2 separate regions of the Homo sapiens genome follow, and region 2 is linked to region 1. Evidence: chromatin loops called from intact Hi-C (ENCODE). Cell type or tissue: PC-3. All regions are shown on one strand. Each heading gives the region's core, and the rest is flanking DNA. Links, peaks and the distances in the headings are about the cores only.

What was found. Hi-C counts contacts between places; a loop is a spot of excess contacts. Peaks named below come from ENCODE experiments on the same cell type or tissue, not always from the same donor. Only the 100,000 strongest peaks of a DNase experiment are listed, where the experiment ranks them.
Region 2: it touches region 1 in a loop (5-fold over the local background); 57 of 110 quality-filtered maps call a loop at or near these places.

The regions. Positions count from the first base shown.
Region 1 is chr7:27,148,404-27,153,782 of GRCh38, reverse strand. It overlaps HOXA3 (homeobox A3), which reads left to right and starts at 1,200. Exons shown (of 6, transcript NM_153631.3): 1 at 1,200-1,495. HOXA7 (homeobox A7) reads left to right here. Exons shown (of 2, transcript NM_006896.4): 2 at 1-67. It overlaps HOXA-AS3 (HOXA cluster antisense RNA 3), which reads right to left. Exons shown (of 3, transcript NR_038832.1): 2 at 2,102-2,208; 3 at 1-1,489. In PC-3, for the core only: CTCF peaks have their summits at 2,620 and 2,822; DNase peaks (open chromatin) are centred at 2,492, 2,752, 3,052, 4,482 and 2 weaker places; H3K4me3 peaks cover 4,468 bases; H3K27ac peaks cover 4,501 bases.
Region 2 is chr7:26,851,722-26,857,100 of GRCh38, reverse strand. It overlaps SKAP2 (src kinase associated phosphoprotein 2), which reads left to right. Exons shown (of 13, transcript NM_003930.5): 2 at 2,211-2,316; 3 at 2,939-2,964. The region is part of intron 2 of LOC124901606 (a long non-coding RNA gene); the gene reads right to left. Among named protein-coding and RNA genes, the nearest start is that of SKAP2, 10 kb to the left of the region's middle. In PC-3, for the core only: a CTCF peak has its summit at 3,118 (motif pointing left); a DNase peak (open chromatin) is centred at 3,130.

The DNA.
Region 1 (5,379 bases), core at 1-5,000:
GGCACACTTCCCAGCCCAGCTGTGTTTTATGTAACCGAAAATAAAGATGCGTGGTGACAAAGAAAAATGTGGACTGCCTTATCCAGAGGGGACTGGGAAAGGGGAGGTGAGTATGGCTGGAGGGCAGGGGGCAGTGGGGAAGCAAAAGTGGGGTGGCTGTCCTTGTGATGGTCCAAGTGTTGGGTACCCATGTATTGGTGTCATGTATCTTTTTAATGTATTTTTATGTGTGTATTTGTATGAGTATGTGCTTATTTTTCTGTGTATGTATTTCTGTGTGTGTGTTTTTACCTAATTCCACAATTGTATATATTTTGGTGTCCATAATTGGGTGCATGTGTTTTTGTGTGTCCATAATTGCATGTCATTCTGTGCCCACAATAGAGTGTATGCCCTTCCCTGTGTGCATAATTGTATATGTGCCTTTATCCGTGTAGAGACGTTTGTCTGGTTTTTGCGTGTGCACTAACATCTTCTAGATCCCTTGAAAACGGAATCTTTGGTAGATACGTTATATTCTATGAATCTACCTAAAAACCTCCATCAATTCCATGAGGAAATTTCAAATCCACACTTTCCTCTAAGGCTGAGCAGTGGGCTTGGAAAGGGGCATTACCCAGAGCTGATTCCGGATTCGCATGCGCCCTGAACCCAGCCCCAGGCTAGGAAATGGGATTTAAGGTCCCCACCCCGCCTGCAGACCAGGCGAGGGGGCCCCAGGGTCCGGCACTGCAGTAGGTGGCGCGGGGAGGGGCTAGGACCGCAGACCCCCGCTAGGCTACGCAGCCTGGGCAGGGGCTGGGGCAGCTGGATGCGGGGAAGGGGCGAGGGGTGAAGGTCCAGGGGTTGTGCGGGCAGCTCAGAGCATCCTGAGTTCCGCCTGCAAGACCTCGTCTCCAGTCTCCTGCCTGGGCTGGGCCCGCTTCTTATGGCTCTTTTAGTAAAACCTGGCCCAAAAGGGTCTGTAAAACCTGAGGCCCCAAGTCGGGGCGGCCTCGGTGGTAAGATGGCGCCGGTGTAAGAGCTGCCTCCTCTCAGTGATGGGGAAAGGGTCATAAATCCGTTGTTGTTTATGAAAATTTACAACTTTGCAATACAACTTTATGAGTTGTTCGGCCCTTCCATTGGCCGCTGTCGGTCATGTGGATGAGAACCGTGAACATGAACTTTTTTATAATTTCCCTTGCGAGAATAGAGCCGCATTCTTTTGCTCCGCTCCGTCCTGCCTGCTTCGGAGCTCTGCCTTCCAGCCGGGCTCGGCTGTGCTTTGTCCGGAGATGGCGAGCGAAGGGAAGCCCCGGCCAGGCCAGGCCTGGCGGCTCCCGCTGGAGATTGGGCGCGCTCCGTTCCCGGCGCCGCGGCAGCAGCTTTGCAACTCGCAACCTGGCTAATTTCCTGCGTCCTCTGGCACCAGGAAAGAGGACAATTCTTCTCTCGGGCTGCCCAAGCGACAGCTGTCAGAGGGGCAGGAGCTTCTGGGAGCCACCGTCTGAAGGTGAGACATGTGGGGAGGAGATAGGAGCAAAGGTGGTGAGGCGACAGCCGGCGGCGGTAGCGGTGGGAGAGGGCACCCAGGGAGGCTTTAAGAGGGGCATACTCCCCCTTACCCATACTCACCCATTCACACTTGCCCCCATCACACACTACAGCCCACACACGTCACACACACAGGCACACACGCGCGCACGCACACACACACACACACCACTCCCTTTCTCTCCCCTCCCTGGCTCGCCTTGGCAGTAAGTGCCCGCCTTCCTTCGGCCCTCCGTGGCACAGCGCCAAGGCACAGGGCAGCATCCCTTGGGTCGTCTCTCTCCCCTTCCCTAGCGACCCCGTGAAGCCCAAAAGGAAGTGGCCCGGCACACTGTGTTCCCCGCCAGCCCTTTGGGTTTGGATTTTTGTGTTTTCATTCATGGCCCTATTTGGTTTTGTTGGATTCCCCAACAAGAGGAGACCATCCTTGACCTGGGAAGGTGGGAAGAGGTGAGGGCAAAGTGCATTAATCCACAGGCATTTTATTAGCATCAGCACAGCACTTTCTACTCCGTGGGAATTGGTTTCAGAGAGAAAGGTAGAAGGGGGAAACAGAAAAACTTACTAATTCAGCCAGAGTTCTCCGCTCGTTGCCGGCTTCCCTTCGCCCGGTTTTTCGATGAGAGAGGTGTCTGAAGCGCTGGGAGGGGGAATAGGTGCGTGGGTGGAATTCTGTGTTGGAGGAGAGGATGGGATTAATTGGGTGTTACTTGGTGGGAAGTTTCGGTGCAGAGGACATAATGCTGTTAGCGCGCGTGGCAGGGTCCCGCAGCTAAGGTTGAAGGAAGGACGCAAACCGAGTCTGGGCGATAGGGGGACCCCCCAATCCACCTTGGCGCAACGGACTGGCGACCGCACTCCCCACCTTCCGCGAGCGGGGAGAGGATGGTGGAGCTGCCCGGGAGGAAGCGCAGAGCGTGCTGCTGGCGGTGGCTTTGCGTAGCGCGGTGGCTCGAACTGTAGCTCGGCCTAAGTGCACATCAGACCAGATTTGCCCCGAGAACTCCTCGGACAGCGACAAGAAAAGAGTCCGAGGTTCTTTTTGTTTGTTTTTTGTTTGGGTTGTTGTTTCCCCAACTTGAGACAATATCTTGGTATGGATTCGATAAATAGGAAGGGGCTGTGGATGTTTAGGACGTTAGCCCGTGCTCTGCGTGCGCTCGGGGCGGATAAAGCGGCGCATTTGCATCCTAGGTCCGCCGCCTTCCTGACTGCGGCTGCCGCGGGCCGATTATTTATTGCGACCGTGCTGGCGCTCGCTGCTGCCACGCCGTGGCCGTCGCCGGGACCGGCGCCAGCTGCAGCCCGCCTCTTGCAGCCTGGCGCGACTGCTGTACTGGCCCCTCAGAGATTTCCCAGCAAGCAGGGTAGAGGGGGACGCAAGGGGACCTGGGGGGCGATCACCCAGAGCCTATATGGCCGGGAAATCTCCCCGCCTCGGCTACCCCTGACCGGAGCTGGACGCCGTTATAGACTCGGGTCCTCCCCCACCCCCACTCCAGCACCATGGAGACTGGTTGCACAGGCCGCCTGGCACGTCATGGCTGCTTCTGTCCAAACTGCGCGTCCCAAGGCGTTCTGGGGGCGCACGCTGGTTCAGGGAACACTCTGGCTTTGGGATTCTGCAATCGGAGAGACTACCTGTAGTCCTGAGGCCTGTAGGCCTGGCTGCTCTGAGGAGGATTGGCTATGGCAAAGAAGGACGGCTTTGGCTCCAGGAGAGGGCTGTGAAGGGCAGAGGCCGCACCTGTGTGCTTTGGGCTCTGGTCTGGGCTAGCGAGCTGGCTGGACCGAGGTGGCCTTCAAGGTCCCACACCTACATACTCCCAGACCACCCTCCAGGCTGGCAGAGGTGGAGCTGTTCAATGGGCAGCCCAGGGCAAGGGCAGACAGTGGGGCCCAGCTCGCCGTCCTGCCCCCCTTGGAGAGAAACTGAAAGGTAAGTCGCTTTCTGCGTGGCTTTGGCAGGGAGGAGAGAGAGCCCTGGGGTGGCCATTCTCACCATCGCAGGAGAGGCCCTTTGGAGGGTCTGGGGTGCCTATTCTTGCCGGAATAGCCCTCTCTCTCTAGAGAGAGAGAGAGAGAGAGAATATCTGGTTGGAGAAATGATATGCACTAGCCTTGGCTAACATGTAAAGATTCCAATGTAATATATGTTTTTCCATCTTAGTGCCTATAGAAGCTAGAAATATAATGTTTTCTGGTTCTTAGCTGAGAAATCAAATTCTCTTGTTAGCTGGAACAATAATTAGATCGAGAATCCTGGTCAAGGCATGACAAATAATAATAATAGTAAATTGACACTGACCCACCACTATGTGGGACATGGCGGAATGAAAAGGAAATCATAAATGTAAACATTGATTGTCATCTCCAAACGGTTGTTTTCATTTTAAATAATAACTTGCTTAAAATCACTGTTGTCTGATAATTTTGTTTAAGAAAAAAATAACACAAACATGTTTTTCTTCAAACAGCTATTTTTAAAAGTCCCTTTTAATTTTTTGACTCGAGTTTTCATTTTCACCTATTGAATTCTTTCCCTGAAGTAATGTGTGGGAAATGCCCAATTCTATCCTCTCATTCGAGGCCCTGCTTTATATGCAAAGTAAACCCTTTCCAGGACGGATCGACTGGGGAACAGGCATCCGGCTTCCAGGGGTAGCCCCCGTTGCCGGGCTAGCAGCCGCCTTCCAGGAGTGCCTCTTGGGCTCTTCGGAGGTCGACCTTAGGCCAGTCCTTTCCCAATTTTTTCCCTTTGTGGGAGGAGAGTTCAGGAAAAAAATTGAAAAGCAAGGAAGAGACTAAGTCATTACTAGATTCCTACTGGAACACTGCCAATTGCCACCTCCCCACTAAGTCCTGAACCGGGTGAGCCTGCATTGGCCAGGGTTTTACAGATCTTGTAAACAGTCTCCAGAAATCCATCCAAATCACGTAAATAGTCTTTCTTCAACCTCCACAGAATTGAGGATTTTAAAGCTAATTCAAGGGGTTTTACAAGCCCAACAAACACAGTTGTAAAAATGCCATTGGGCTGCTATCACATTTTACAAAACGAGATTGATCCATGTGTTGTAAAAGTCAACTATCTCGAAGGCACACCTCTCAGGCAAGAGTGAGCAGCTCAGGACAGGCTTTTAATGTCCTGTCTGGGGACCGCCAGGCCTGGGACAGCAGTGAAAGCAATTCAGGATTTCTGGAGCCGGTGAGACTATTCCCGGTTCCGGAGCGACTGAGGGGCGGCAGCCCTCCCTGCGGTCCCAGGAAGGGCAGTAAAGAGGGCGGCCCCAGGACAGTGCCGGTTGTCGGGCGCCCCGGAAACCGAGCCCATCAATTATCCCGCGGCCTTGGGCCCTGCAGAGCTGCCCTCTGTGCCCAGCTTGGCCAGGGCCTCTGCGTCTTCTGTGCCTCTGGAATGTGGACAGAGAGATTCCACATCTGGATTTTTATCTGCCTCAGCTCTGAGCGGTTCTCGCAGTGGATGCTGAGTCCCCAGGCGCTAGGCAGGGGAGCAGGTCCCTCGGCTGTCTTAGGAGCCCAGTCTCACGGCCACTGCTCTGTCGGTCCTTTCTTGTTGAAACCAGTGGTTTCTGGCCTTTCAATTCCCTGGGTTCAAAGGTGGGATGGGGACGCCCAGCTGGAAGGAGTGCTTTGACACCAGGCAGGCGCGGGCCATTGAGCCCCTTGGGACTCAAACAGGATGTGTATGTGGGAGGAGGGAATGGGTGGGAAGAACCTACGTTTGGCTGAGTCCTGGTCAGCTCGAGGTGATCCTTCAGCTCTGGGCTGCAAGGCCCAGGCCCCTGGTGCTAGCGGAGAAGGAGAGAATGAGGGAGTTCA
Region 2 (5,379 bases), core at 177-5,176, 300 kb after region 1:
ACAGTCCCACACTCTTTCAAAAAAAACTTTGTCATAAAATAGTAACATGGATCAGTATTTTAAAAACATGTTTGGGGGCGTTAGAGGGCACTATGTAGAGTGTTTATTGCAGCCTTTTTTTTTTTTTTCTGAATTTTTATAAAACTGAAATGACCTTTTAAAGAAAAAAACTCTTGGGGGCAATTCATTGTTATTACTTCCAGTGATAGAAAATAGATTGTTTGTTTAAACTTGGATTGTATAATGAAAATATAAAATAGGCAATTAAATACTCATGGAAGAGGAAATCAAAGGCAAACATTGAGTGAAAATAACATTAAGCAGACTATTCCCCAGTCATTGGGCCAGTGATTCTTCCTATTGAGTCTGGTTGGAAGACGAATCAGCAGTAGGGATGTTGCTTCTTCCCTTATTCCACTTTCTTGCAAAAGTTACTGTAATGATCTCAGGGGAGCCAGTGATCTTTTCCATTTCAGCTAATATCGAAATATCCAAAGGTTGCTTGCTGTTCTGGGCACAAAATTTAAAGCTTTTAGAGCAACATGCTTCTTCATAAGTTTTGTTATTTTGAATTCACTTTAGAAGTCTGTGTCTAATTTGCACTGGTACTAGATTATGTCTCTATGTCCCCCACATCAAAATATAACTCAAAGAAAGAGAAGCTGTGACATTTGCTTTCATTTCATTTTCATACTTTTTTTTAACACATTAGTTGTTAATATAACTCAAGGAAAGGGAAGCTGTGACATTTGCTTTCATTTCATTTTGATACTTATTTTTTAATACATCAGTTGTTAATATAACTCAAGGAAAGAGAAGCTGTGACATTTGCTTTCATTTCATTTTGATACTTAAATTTTTAACACATTAGTCGTTAATAGACTTCAAACCATAAGCTATTTTTTTTAAATTATTACAGTATTCTTAATTATTTTACTTGTCATATTGACTTAGTGAAAAATTACCTGTACACATTTATTATGAATGTATAAAAGTTTAATTGGCTTTCCTCATTGGATCAAGATACTTTTGTAATCAAGAATTACAAACATTCTATCACATATACTAGGTTTTAAATGGTTAATTGTAAGTACAGTTGAAAGATTATTAGATTATTATACTACTTTGAACTATTTATACGTAATATTGTTTTGATGCTATACAAAGTAGTTAAGGAAAAAGAAAGTAAAACACAAATCCCTTCCATATGAAATAATCAATGATTTATAGCCATGCCTACTTAAACATCTTTAATGATATCCTCCATATTAGATATTTCAAAATGAGGTGTGAAATTCTGAAAATAAAATTAAAATTGCACAGTATTTCATGAATAATAAGAATGGAACTAGTATAAAAATTAAACCTGTAAGGACTTGTTGGAATTTTACACTAGAGAGACCCAGACAGCACCGTAATTTAGAAGTTTACTAAAATTAAAAAAAGAGGCTATGAGGGAATGTTACATGAAGCCACAGAAATCTTGTTTCTTGGTGACTATATTTTTATATAGTGGAAGAACTTATGTTTGTACTTCTTCCTTAAGAAATATTTCAGGTGGTAATACCAAGGCAAGAAGCAAGAGCTCACAAAACTACACAGCTGGTTATCTTTTTTATTTGAGGGTAGTCAGAATGAGTGTGTAGGTAGGAAGAAGGAGGGCTTGATTTGGGAATCTTGGCTAGAAAAGTGGATTTACTTTTTCCTTTAAAGCATTACATGTTGGATATACCTGAAAATTGATTATACTAGGGAAAACAGACCCTTGCCAGAGACATTAGCTTGTATTGACATAATAATATGAATGACATTTTCACACAGGAACTTACAAAATACTAGAAAATGATATTAACACATGCTTAAAAGCTTGGTGCTTGCTTCCATATAAAGAATTTGTTTTATGGGGCACCATAGTTTATTAAAACTTGGTGTGTGCTTCTTCCTTGTTTAATGATGCCAAACATCCAAATAGTATTTGCTGTGGTAAGCATAAGTAGAACTTACAAATTTTATTAGCTAAGTGGTGATCAGATTTGTTCAACTTAGTATTTGAAACACACTTCAACTGTTATGCTTTGGAATGATAAATAACTATAACAAATTGTACAGGTATTAACACTTATATGTAGAAACAATCATTGTCCTATTTATCTTCACAAAACCTTTATTTCTTATAATTTGTATCCTGTTTCTTATATTGCATGGTTTAGATGTTGAAACATTTGTAGCAGATATACTGAAAGGAGAAAATTTATCCAAGAAAGCAAAGGAAAAGAGAGAATCCCTTATTAAGAAGATAAAAGATGTAAAGTCTATGTAAGTCACTTACCTTTTGTTTACTGATTTCTTACATAGAAGCAGTTTTGTAACTAACATTTTAATAAGAAATCGATTATTATGGAGTTAAATTTTTCATGTTCCAGTTTAACTGATGTTAAGTATTTTTGAAGGGCAAAAAATATATTTCCACTATATAGTTTTTAAACACAGATATGCTTATCATAGTACCCTTCTTGATTATGTATTTTTCTGAGCATTCTAGCAGAGTTCAGCTGTTTATTTTGATTATCTGAGGGTATATTTGGTTTAAATGATAAGACAAAGGTGGATTGAGGACTTTAATATACAGAAAATACCTGACACTGAAGAAAGAGAATTCTTTTGTTACTACTTTAAATGAATAAATGTAATATATTTACATGTCATAAGTATTAAAGATATATCCTCATTTTACTACTGTACTTAGATCCTTAAAAATTATTTTATTTAAAATTTTTAAGCATTTTGGAATTGTCATTTCAGGACAGGAATTAGTTTTTTTCTAATGTATATCTAGGTGTGTATTTTTAATATAGATTTTGGATTTTAATTATTGTTACTGATTAGACCTTGTTTTGATTTTTCAACCTCATTTAAAAATATGTTCTTTGTTTTGTAGCTATCTTCAGGAATTTCAAGACAAAGGTAAGTTTTCATGTTTGGCAAACTTGAAAATTTTTTTCCTCTGTGGAAATTTTCAATAGGATAATCTAACACATACTGAAATTTGATAGTTGGAATTAAAATTTAGATTTCCGTAATGTGTACTTAGACCTTCAAGATGAGAGTGCTAGCTCCCCCTGCTGAGAAGAAAATTAAAAAGTATATCCAGAATTTACTCTGCACAGTCTTCTGATGCGGAAATCTTAGGCATTTAACATTCTTAGGTTTTGTGTTTCTTAGAGTACATTGTGGCAGAAATTTGTTAGGAAAGGTAAAAACGTGCAATTACACGTGGAATAACTTGGTGAAGCAGAGGTGAGATACTAACCCACTGCCATTTAACACTGCAGAGATTATTTTATAGTGGTGGTGGGAGAAGGTCCTGTGGCTGAGTGCTCACAGGTAATGTTTTTGAAGGATATTTTGAAAACAGTGTAAATTTTTGTTTGAGAACAAACAATAAAATCTTTTTCAAGTGAAAGTTTTTATTTTCCTTGTGGTTATTTTGATATGAATACATAGGGGCCATAGACATTTTTTAAAGAAGGGAATTCAGTTTCATTTTTTTTTGAAATATGTGAGAATGCTGATAACCTGATTGTCTCCCTCTAGATTTGAGAGACAGCTGCTTAGCAGACTGAAAACCAGATCAGGAAAGGTATAGGAACTTCCTACTACTTTATATATTCAATTCTTTAGGGGAAACTGGGTGTGGCCCTTACTTCCATGATACTTATTCATAGGTTATGATGTACAGCTTGTGGATGCTGGTGTGAGGGTTACAATATGAGGTTAGTTAACCTCCATGGAGCTAGGTTCTGGGTTTGAGGAAGACACACAGTATGGCATCTTCTAACTGAAGCTAGCAGATCCCAGAGTAAATCATATTTGTGCCAACTGGTAAGTGAGAAGGTGGTAACAGTTTCAATAAACAAAGAACTTAACCAGACAAACCTAAAATCAATTAAAAGGAAGTCACAGTTTATTTTCCCATTAGATCATCAAGATTGGTATGATTGAAGGGAATGAGAAGAGATTTTTTTTTCATATTAAGATTTTTAACACTTAAATAAAGAAATGAGCAGGAAACTATTCCCTGTAAGTACCCAGTTTTTTTTGTGCTCTACAAGAAATCCTAAACTATGGGTTTAATTATGCTACATTTTGTTTAGACGAATGTATAAATGAATTTATGCATTTTAATTACGATAACTTTTATTATGTAGTATACTTTATGGAAGAATATTAGATATCAGATTCTGCCTCTCTTAAAAGGCATATTATTTCCAGTGATTATCGAACTTGCATTGTGCTTTGTGGCTTAATTATTTGTACATTTAAAATTTTTAAGCTAAAAAAGCATGATATGAAGTAATTGTGTAATTGCATATGGATCAGTAATAGTTGGGAAGCTTTCCCTTTGGTATTTTGTTTTAGAATTCGTTCAGGTGTGTGGATATTAAAATTACATTACTGAGATACATTCTTTGTCTCTAAAGAGAATGGAAATTTATATGGTATTTGATAGAAATTGAAAAATGAGCATAAAATGGAGTTCAAATAGCATAGAATTTAGAGATTGCTCATAATCATTTTCCTCTGAATAAGTCATTTGTAGTTCAATACTGCTGTATTGAGTTAACTAATCACAAAGAGTGCCTGTTCAGAAGTAAGCCTGTAGATGAATTAGATGTATACCTTGGAGAAATATGAGCTGAGTACTTTTATGCCATTGTGTACTCAAAGTATATTCAGCTTTGTTCTAAAAAGACTATTCCTGTACTTTGTTAGGCATAGTAAAGGGTACAGACCTAATAGTTGCAAAGTAATTATTCAATATATAGTACATCTTTTTTAAAAATAGGAATTTATTTTCAGGTCTCTACATTGAGTAAATTCAATTCTAAGTACGTTTTGGTGGTGCTGCCTTTTCTCCACCTTACATTTTCCCTTTGAGGTTTTGGATTATCTTTATCCAAGAAGGTCTGGGCAGAAGTCCTTTTGGCTGCTTTCCCGTCCTTTCTCTTCCCTCTTGTCTCTCTCTCTAGTCAATGTAGGGTCACATTGTGAACATAACCTTTTTCCTCCTTTCTACCTTTACACCCTTATTTTATTTACATATATGCATATATGTATTTTAAATGACAGTTAAGTATCATTTTGATGTCACTATTGGGGGGGTAAAAAGGACCAGGTAGAGAGTTCTTAAATAAAAAGAGTTAATTCAGATTTATTCATATCTAATAAGTCGGTTATTAATTTCTCTAAGGCACACAGATGTGTATCATCCTTCCTTACTTCCCTCACAAATCCTTCCCTTCTACTCTAGATAATCTCCCATCCTGAGATTTAACAATACAGATTTTACAGTTTGAGGTATTTCTTTTTTTTTTTTTT